Linked DNA regions of Homo sapiens: region 1 is linked to region 2. Evidence: read pairs that join two places in POLR2A ChIA-PET (ENCODE). Cell type or tissue: OCI-LY7. All regions are shown on one strand. Region 1 has its middle 6.0 kb from the start of MAX. Region 2 has its middle 53 kb from the start of MIR4708.

Evidence for each region. ChIA-PET counts read pairs that join two places held together with the same protein. Peaks named below come from ENCODE experiments on the same cell type or tissue, not always from the same donor. Only the 100,000 strongest peaks of a DNase experiment are listed, where the experiment ranks them.
Region 1: POLR2A ChIA-PET joins it to region 2 with 7 read pairs; 4 of 35 experiments call an interaction of 5 or more read pairs at or near these places.

Annotation. Positions count from the first base shown.
Region 1 is chr14:65,106,051-65,111,050 of GRCh38, reverse strand. No RefSeq gene overlaps it. Among named protein-coding and RNA genes, the nearest start is that of MAX, 6.0 kb to the right of the region's middle. In OCI-LY7, no CTCF peak of the experiment used is centred here; no DNase peak of the experiment used is centred here.
Region 2 is chr14:65,279,516-65,284,515 of GRCh38, reverse strand. It overlaps the pseudogene PTBP1P. Among named protein-coding and RNA genes, the nearest start is that of MIR4708, 53 kb to the left of the region's middle. RefSeq lists enhancers at 2,520-2,589, 2,042-2,610. In OCI-LY7, no CTCF peak of the experiment used is centred here; DNase peaks (open chromatin) are centred at 105, 1,450 and 2,155; H3K4me3 peaks cover 1,542 bases; H3K27ac peaks cover 2,195 bases.

The DNA.
Region 1 (5,000 bases), 170 kb after region 2:
CAAAAAATTAGCCGGGTGTGGTGGCACGTGCCTATAGTATCAGTTACTCAGGAAGCTGAGGCAGGGGAATTGGTTGAACCTGGGGAGTTGGAGGTTGCAGTGAGCCGAGATCGCACCACTGCACTCCAGCCTGGCCTGGCAACAGAGCGAGACTCCATCTCAAAACAAACAAACAGACAAACAAATAAAACTATGGCAATAAATGCAGCCTACCTGACAAGGTAAGAAGCCCTCTTGGAGCAGCTAAAAGTGAGCAGACCACTCCAAAGCCAGGGTGACAAGCATCCAGCCAGGGGGAGCTGCAAGCACAAAGACCCTGACTGGAAGGAGTTGAAGGGAGGCCAGGGCAGACCTGGGGGTAGTGACGAGGTGGGGGCGGTGACAGCTGAGGTCAGAGAGGTAGGCAGGGGCCAGATCACACAGGACCTCACAGGCTGGTAAAAAGGTGATGTCAAGGTCATTGAAGGTTAAGCACGGAGCGACATGATCTGATTTCCCTTTGTAAATAATCATGCTGGCTGTTTGAGTGGAGAACAGATTAAAATGGGAGAAAGTACAGAAGTAGGAAACCAACTTTTTATTAATTCAAAAACTTTTTATTAAATTCCTACTACATGCTAGGCTCCTTGACTAATGTGGGATGGTAGAAAAGGAAGAAAATGAATAAAGAGAGTGAGCTCTGTTCTGGAGGGAAAGCCAACAGGACCCGCTCATAGTGAGAATTCAGGGACACTGCAGAGAGAAAAAGCAGAATTTCACTCCCAGGTTTCTGGTTTTGGTAACTGAGAGGATGGTGGCACCATCTTGGGAAAGAGGTGGAAAACCAGGTCAGGGAGGGGTGGGAGGATGCAAGAATTGTTTCAGGGTCAGACGTGGTGGCCCACGCCTGTAATTCCAGCACTTTGGGAGGCCGAGGTGGGAGGATTGCCTGAGTAGAGACCAGCCTGGGCCACATGGGCAAGACCCCATATCTTAAAAAAAAAAAAGTTGTTTTGAAGAGGTAAGTCTGAGGTGCTATCTCCTAACAGGAGATAGTTACTGCCTCAGAGGTAGTCTGAGATGATATCTCCTAACAGGAGATATCAAGTGCTATGGATGAATGGAGGGCTTCAAGGAAGGTCTGAGCTAGATGACCATCAACATATACATGACAGTGGACATGAACATCTAGAGGAAAGAACTGAACCCCAAATATCTCCAGCAACCAATCAGGTAGAAGAGTCAGCAAACGTGGCAGTGAGATAAGAGTAAAACCACTGAGTGCAAAGCCTTGTATACCTGAATAAAGACACCCCAGGATGCAGAGGGACTAACTTTGAGGAGCTTACAGTCAATCTAGTGCAGGAGAGAGACATGCAAACAGGAAGTCACAAAACAAAAATAGTCCTATGAGAAGGAACGCACCAGGTGCAATGGGAACAATACATGGGCACCTAATCCAGCCTTGGAGAATCCCGGAGGACTGCCAGGAAGAGGTGATGGATAAGCCCCAAGGATGAGAATAAAATGGAGATAAGTAGGAGGAGTTTGGGGGAGATAACACTCAAGGCAGAGAGCGCAGCACGTGGAAATTCCTGCAAGCAAAAGAAAACATGGTCCTTTGGGGGAAAGGCAAGAAATTCTACATGGCTGGAGTGTGGAGGATGAGAGAGCAGGAGCTGAAAGATGAGGTTGGCACAGGAGTCAAATCATGGAGGTCCTTAAGTGCCAGACTAAGGAGGCTAGGCTTATCCCCAGGTCACTGGGAGGGAGTGAAACATTTTATCGACTCAGTGAAGATACTTCATTCTGCACAGATCACTGTGGCTACTGGTGGAGAATGGCAGGTGGCATGGAGACTCACCAGGGGGCTGTGGCCCACGAGAGATGGCGGAGGCCTGAATGAGACAGGATCTGCAGTGGAAACAAGGGGTGTGAAAGGCCTGGGACATAGCAGGCTTGCTGAGTGACTAGATGAGGGATTGGTAGGTGAGGGAGGGATTTTGAGGTTGAAGAGGGCCAATAAATAGCATCCAGGTCTCCTACCCCGAATTTGGAACCAGTTCAGACAGAGACACAGTCAGACAGATGGAAACAAAAGTAGTAGCTTCATTATTGATAAGGCTTAATTGGAGAACAAGGTTCAGCCTGTGTGGCTTCCCTGACATTTCTTTTTTTATTATTTATTTTTATTATTTTATTTTATTTTATTTTTTGAGATGGAGTCTCGCTGTGTTGCCCAAGCTGGAGTGCAGTAGCACAATGTCAGCTCACTGCAAACTCGGCCTCCCGGATTCACGTCATTCTCCTGCCCCAGCCTTCCAAGTAGCTGGGACTACAGGCATGTGCCACTACGCCTGGCTAATTTTTGTATTTTTAGTAGAGACAGGGTTTCTCCATGTTGGTCAGTCTGGTCTCCAACTCCTGACCTCAGGTGATCCACCCAACTTGGCCTCCCAAAGTGCTGGGACTACAGGTGTGAGCCACTGCGCCCGGCCTTCTTTTTGTTTTTTCTTCTTTCTTGTTTTTTTTTTTGAGACAGTCTTGGTCTTGTCACCCAGGCTGGAGTGCAGCGGTGTGATCTTGGCTCACTGCACAACCTCTGCCTCCTGGGTTCAAGCAATTCTCCTGCCTTAGCCTCCCATGTAGCTGGGATTTCAGGCGCCCACCACCACACCCAGCTGATTTTTGTACTTTTAGTAGAGACGGGGTTTCGCCATATTGGCCAGGCTGGTCTCGAACTCCTAACCTCAGGTGATCTGCCCGGCTCGGCCTCCCAAAGTGCTGGGATTATAGGTGTGAGCCACTGCACCCGGCCTCTTTTTTTTTTTTCTAACCTTTTTTTTGTTTTAGTTTTGTCTTTGTTTTTGTTTTGAGGCAGGGTCTCACTATGTTGCCCAGGCTGGCCTTCAACTCCTAGGCTCAAACTATCCTCCTGCCTCAGCCAAGTAGCTGGGACTACAGGTGTATACCACTGTGCCCAGCCTCCTTAATATTTCTTGAATTAACTCTACCCACACAGTCATAGCAAAACTGGGCAAACATGAGCCCCCTCCCCAAGGACAGCCCCCCACAGAAGAGGGGAGCCTCTTCCCCAAGGACAGCTCCCTACAGCTCAGGGAGAGAGGGCTGAGCCACATGGGACCAGTTTCTCCTTGCAACTCACCAAGTTGATGATTCAGTCACTCACCCACCAATGGGAAATGAAGGAGAGGGCAGAGAGGCCAGAAGTATTCCTCCCATATTTTCCCTTTCCTGTAGAGTAGATTGGAAGTTCTCAGCCTTCTCTAAAAATGCGAGAAGAGGAGGAAAGGGTCCCTCACTGTGCTTAGAGATCTTCCATTTGGCCTTCTAGATCCAACCACTCTGGGCCATGGGTCTAAGTTCTTGTTCTTGGGATCTCTCCACACACACAGTCCCCCAACCCCCCAGTTCTGGTCACCACTCTGTCCCCTCTCCCCTGTAGGCCTCAGGGTGAGAACAGATTCCCAATGGTACTGTGCAATCCCTTGAAGTTTCTTTAGAGCCTGCCCACATATTTGCAAACAACCTCTTTATTAAAAACTCAAACAATCCTAATTTGAGTGTGTCAGCTGGTTCCTGTGGGAAACCTTGATAGTCACACTCCTTCCCCCAGATAAAGAGAAAGCAAGCACAACTGACATGGGAAATGATTAGGACTGTCTTCCTGTGGGTTATGGCTTGAGAAGTTTGCTGCTCAGGAAAGATAGTGGGCTTATTGAGATAGCAGTTGTCTTTTAATAGCTCTACTATTTTGGTGAGAATGATGCTACTCAGTTAAAAAAAAATCATTGAAAATCCCACCTCTCGGAAACAAACACTATTAAAATGTTTTCTCTTTGTGTGTGTGTGTGTGTGTGTGTGTGTGTGTGTGTGTGTGTGTGAAGATGAAGATCTCCTTATGTTGCCCAGGCTGATTTCTAAGTCCTGGCCTCAAGCAATCCTCCTACCTCAGCCTCCAAAGTGCTGGGATTATAGGCATGAGCTACTAAGCTCAACCAGCTATTAAAGTTTTTGATTAATACTATTCTACATATTTCTCTACACATATATGCTCCTACAGATATACTCGATTTTACATGAATGAGTCACACTCTAAATGCTGTATCAAAACCTGCTTTTGGCACACATGTTCTCAGGATCTCTTGAGGGCTGTGTCACAGGAAATAAAAAAAGAAAGAAAAAAAAGAAAACCTTGCTTTCTCTCACTCATCCATAAGCCTTGTGTTTTGAGTTTCCTGTGGAATAATTCAAGTAAATGTGTCCAGAAGTAAATTGCATATAACAATCTAGAATTAAAAAGAGAGGTGTGGTCTTGGGGTCACCATCAGAGAGCTGGTCACCAAAGCCTCAGGAGGTAGAGGGTCCTAGCAGGCAGAGGGTGGAAGACAGAGAGGCAAGTGCCAACCAAAAGGTCCCTGGAACGCAAACAGTGATGGTGGGAAGGAGAAAAGCACAGGAATTCTTGGCCTTCAAGAGAGGGGCGGCCAACAGCGTAGATGGCCAACATCAGGTCAAATAAGATAAAGGCTTTGGATTTGGCAACAAAGTGGTAGCTAGTGGCCTGGAAGAGTGATTTTAGTCAAGTGGTAGTGTGGGAGCCAAACTGTAAAAGAGCTAAAGAGATAATGGAAGGAATCCACCTGCTCACACCACCGCTACTCCACTCCCTCTTCATCACAGCTCTCAGACTCCAATGTGCATATGAATTACCTGGGCCTAATGTTATCATGTAGATCTGATTTAGTAGGTCTGGGTGGGGACTGAGGTTCTGTATTTCTTACCAGCTTCCTTGTGATGTGTTTGCAGTGCAGCCCCGATAAGCTCACCTGGGGTTTTACCAAAGACACTCAAGTGTGGATGAAAATGAATTCTTGCGGTCCTAGATGCACCTCAGAGAAACACTGAAAAGGAACACTAAGGAAACTTCTCATCTGCCTCGTTCTTTCCTGTGTGTATGTGCCTCACTCATGAAAATCCCTACATTTGGGTCATTTGAA
Region 2 (5,000 bases):
GCATCACTTCAGCCTCTGCCTCCATGTTCACATGGACTTCCCCTCTGGGCCTTCTCCTCTTCTGTCTGTCTGTTTTTGAGACTGGGTCTCGCTCTGTCGCCCAGGCTGGAGTGCAGTGGTGTGAACACTGTTCACCTCAGCTTCGACCTCTGAAGCTCAAGCGATTCTCCCATCTCAGCTTTCTGAGTATCTGGGGCCACAGGTGCGTGCCACTGTGCCTGGCTAATTCTTTGTAGAGATGGGGTCTCACCGTGTTGCCTGGGCTGGTCTCAAGCGATCCTCCCACCTTGGCCTTCCAAACTGCTGAGATTACATGCGTGAGCCACTGCACCAGACCCTTTTCTGTCTCTTATAAAAACACTTGTCATGGCTGGGCATGGTGGCTCACGCCTCTAATCCCAGCATTTTGGGAGGCCGAGGCGGGTGGATCACCTGAGGTCAGGATTTCAAGACCAGCCTGACCAACATGGAGAAACCCCATCTCTACTAAAAATACAAAATTAGCCAGGTGTGGTGGCACATGCCTTTAATCCCAGCTATTCAGGAGGCTGAGGCAGGAGAATTGCTTGAACCCTGGAGGCGGAGGTTGCGGTGAGCCAAGATCACGACATTGCACTCCAGCTTGGGCAACAAGAGTGAAACACTGTCTAAAAAAAAAAAAACAAAACCAAAAAACCCCAAAAAACACAAAAACACTTGTCATTGGATTTAGGGCCCACCCAGGTAATCCAGGATCATCTCATTTTAAGATCTTTTATTTTTACATCTGCCAAGACCTTTTTTGCTTCATTTTTCTCACACCCAATCACATCCTGGACCCATCCATGAGTTCCAGGATGCGACCATATCCTTTAGGGTGAGGGGACCATTCAATGTCCTACACCCTCCCTGGAGCAGCAGATATTTCCAGGAATAGCAAAATATGGCTCTCCACATTGTCCTTGTTCATTTTAATTAGCAATGGCAGAGGAAGGGGACTGTAGTAAAACTTTAATGAAATGCTACACACTCTGGGAAGCGTAAGTGGATCTGGTTGCCTAGGGTCTGTTTAAAGTCAGAGAAACTCGGAAGGTTCTGCTAAGTGTTGGCATGTGGGTGCCAAGCTATTTTTGGTAGAATGGTAAACTATGCTAGCATGTTTTTCGATGTTTACCATGCATTTTAGAGAGGTTTCCTGCTAAATGAATTTTCAATTGAGAGCCAGCTCAGGAGTGGGCACAGAAAGATGGAAGGGTAAGAGAAACATTTCCAATGTACCAAGGTATGAGTTGCAGGGCCTCACTTCTTACTTAAAGAGCAAAATGTTGGCTAGGGGTAGTGGTGGAAAGTTCCTGATGCCAGATTTTTGAGGTGAGAGAAAGAAATAGTATCAGCCCTGTACCTGCCACTCTGTTCTTCATCTGCTTCAATTTCAGTTTCAGTATTTACTGAGACCATACTGGGCGCCAGGAAAGACTTATTTTCCTCAAGCCTCACAAGCAGCTAGGTGTTATTACTTTGTCCACTTTCCAGATGAGATGCTGTGATTCCGAGAGGTTAAGGCACTTGCGCCCATGATCATGTAGCTGTAAGTGGCTAAAGCAGAAGTTCTGAATGTTTTCTGACTGCTAACTTGGTGCTCTCTCTACCACAGCATGAGAGATGAACATTCCTTTCTGCTTACGGGTGCCTATCCTGGTAAGGGGGTAGAGAGAGGAGCAGGCTCATCTCCTACCCACCAGGGCTTGCTCCTTCCTCCCATTTGAAAGCAGAACAGGCTGCGGCAGGAGGCATGCAATTGGTGTTTCTGCCGGTCTCCAATCCTAGTGGAAGAAACTGCCTAATTAAAGTCTGCAGCATGCCCAGAAGCTTCCGGGGTTGTTTTCCGTGCAATCCCAGAGCCTGATGATACATATTCTTCATGTTTATGTGGCGGGATACACTGTGCTCCATGAACATGAAGTATTAGTGAGCCAATTTCACCATCTACGCAGCTACAGAGCAACCGGAAGGCATCCCTGTTTTAATTTATGAGGGACCAGCATGCGCAATCAATAGGTGCCCCACAGGTTATTAAAGAGGAGAAAGATGGCTCAGGCAGCCCTGTTTACTAACAGGGAAATGGTCTTCTGGCAGCTTCTGGCTTGCAATGCATTTACATTTCCTTTTCAGGCCAGAAACAGTGGTGTTCCCTTTTCATCTCAGCCCCGAGCCTGAGAACAGGGGGCTGGTGGAGGCTCAGGCAGAATCTGAAAGTGCCCTTCCCTGCACTGTAATCTCAGAGAGAGGATGGGGTGGGGAGTCAGCCCAAAGATTTGTGAAGTCCCTTTGTGTTTTGAGGCCCTGGAGAACAATAGCTTTCCAGGATGGGGGTTGGGATGTAGGGGATGGGAGTGGGTGACTGGGTGTGAGAACAACGAAGCAAAAAGGAATAGGCAACTCCTACCAGGCTGGCTGGAGGGGGAGTGGTCTTTGGTCGGCCTGCCAGTCTCTGGAGAAGTCCTTTTATTCACTGCTTTTGCTTTCTCTTTGTTTTGGGTCCTTTGATTTCAGGAAGCTATGGTTCTTTTGCAGTCTACTTTTTAATAATTCTGGAGGAAGAGGGTAGATTGGATTTTAAAATAAAACAGTAACAGCACTGGGTTATTTAAGTAGAAAGGAAAAAAGTACTTCCCTTCAGTCCACGTTCTGCAGGGCAAGATGGGGTAATACAGCAGTTCTCAAATTTTTTTGTCTCAGGACCCTTGTATATACTCTTAAAATGTATGTAGGTTAGTGGCAGAAAATTTAAAATATTTGTCAATTTTAAGATCACAATAATAAACCCATTACATGTTAATATACATATTTCTATTTAAATTAAATTAAATTAATTAATTTTAGCACAGTGAACTAGATTTAATTTAAAAAAAAAACAGGTAAACTGATTTCTTTTTAAAGAAAGAAAGGCCGGGCTCGGTGGCTCATGCCTGTAATCCCAGCACTTTGGGAGGCCGAGGCGGGCGGATCACGAGGTCAGGAGATCGAGACCATCCTGGCTAACACGGTGAAACCCTGTCTCTACTAAAAATACAAAAAATTAGCTGGGCATGGTGGTGGGCGCCTGTAGCCCCAGCTACTCGGGAGCCTGAGGCAGGAGAAAGGCGTGAACCTGGGAGGCGGAGCTTGCAGTGAGCCGAGATCGCGCCACTCCACTCCAGCCTGGGCGACAGAGCGAGACGCCTTCTCAAAAAAAAAAAAAAAAAAAAAAAAAGAAAGAAAGAAAATCTCTGGTCAGTTAAGGTCACTTCAGCTGCTTTTTAAAGTCGCTTTTTTTGGAATGATGGAAGTTGTCGCCAGGGGGCCCGGCTGTGGTGGGCCTGTGCCCATAGATGGTGGACTTGGAGAAGGAGACCCGCAGGTGGTGGTTCTCCCAGATGTCGTGGTTGTGTAGGGCAATGGGGGTCTGGACCGCCTCCTCCACGGAGCGCATTTGGATCAGCGCCATCTTGCGGTTCTTCTGGAAGAACTTGAATCCTATGACTATGCCCCCATGGCTGGAGGAGAGGACCTTGAGATCTTCCTCGGATACTGAGGGCGGGATGTTGGAGAGGTGCACGGTGGCCGAGGGCGGGAATATGTTCTGGAAGTTCTTGAAGCCTGGCTTCTTGAAGCGGTGCAGGGGCGAGTTGCCATAGTCCTTGGTCAGGCCCTGGTCCTCCCGGCCCTCGCGGGGCAGCTGCACGTTCTGGTGCTTCAAGGGCGTGATACGGATGAGATGCGGATGGGCTTCCCGTGCAGCTTGTGCCAGTTCAGGTGGCTCATGGCCAGCTGGGCCTGGTTGCCGTCCGCCATCTGAACCAGAGCGTTCTCCTTCTTATTGAACGGGATCTTCACGCGCTGCACGTCCCCGTAGACGCTGAAAAGAATAAAGAGGCTTTGGGGGCTGGGCGCGGTGGCTCACGCTTTTAATCCCAGGACTTTGGGAGGCTGAGGCAGGCGGATCACGAGGTCAGGAGTTCGAGACCAGCCTGACCAACATGGTGAAACCCCGTCTCTACTAAAAATACAAAAATTAGTCGGGCGTGGTGGCGCGGTTGTAATCCCAGCTACTCGGGAGGCTGAGGCAGCAGAATCACTTGAACCCCGGAGGGAGAGGTTGCAATGAGCCGAGATCACACTCCAGCCTGGGCAACAGAGCAAGACTCCGTCTAAAACAAACAAACAAACAAAAACAGAGGCTTTGGGGTGTGACTCTCTCTGGGTTGAGGCCGCTGACCAGCAAGACAGAATTTCCTGTCCCCGCCAGGCCCAGGATGGCGATCTGGCCTGCCGCTGCAGCTGCCGCCACCGCCGAGGGGATGGCCGGGGGGCCAGGGCTCCGTGGATGTTGGGAACTGAAAGGTCGAAGGCCACGGCCATGTCTGGTCCAGCGAGGGCTAGCTGTCCCCGGAGGGCAGGTCCGGGCGTGGTAGTCGCGGCTCTTGTCGTTGTTGTACTTTACGTTGAGGCTGATGAGCTTGGAGAAGTCGATGCACAGCGTGTGGCAGGCGTTGTAGGTGTTCTGCCAATCCAGCGACAGCTTGGTATGCTGGGCGTTCTCGGGGTCCGTGTACTGCAGCAGGGCCTGGAACTGGTTGTCCTTGATGAATGTGATGGTCTTCACTGTGCCGAACTTGGAGAAAATCTGGTGCAGCACATCCAGGGTCGTGGGGTAGAAGAGGTTCTCCACGATGATCCTGAGCACCAGGCTCTGCCCGGCCATCGCCATCCCTGCGTCTACGGCTGCCGCCGGGGCAGTCCAGGCCAGGTTCCCCGACTGGACCGAGTTCACGGCCTGAGGGCTGCCGGGTCCCGCGCCTGGTTGGGAGAGCTGTCGGTCTTCAGCCCCTTGTGGTTGGAGAACTGGATGTAGATGGGCTGGCCGCGCAGCACGGGCGTCACCGAGGTGTAGTAATTCACCATGGTGTTGGCAGCCTCCTCCGTGCTCATCTTGATGAAGGCCTGGTTTTTCCCCTTCAGCATCAGGAGGTTAGTAACCT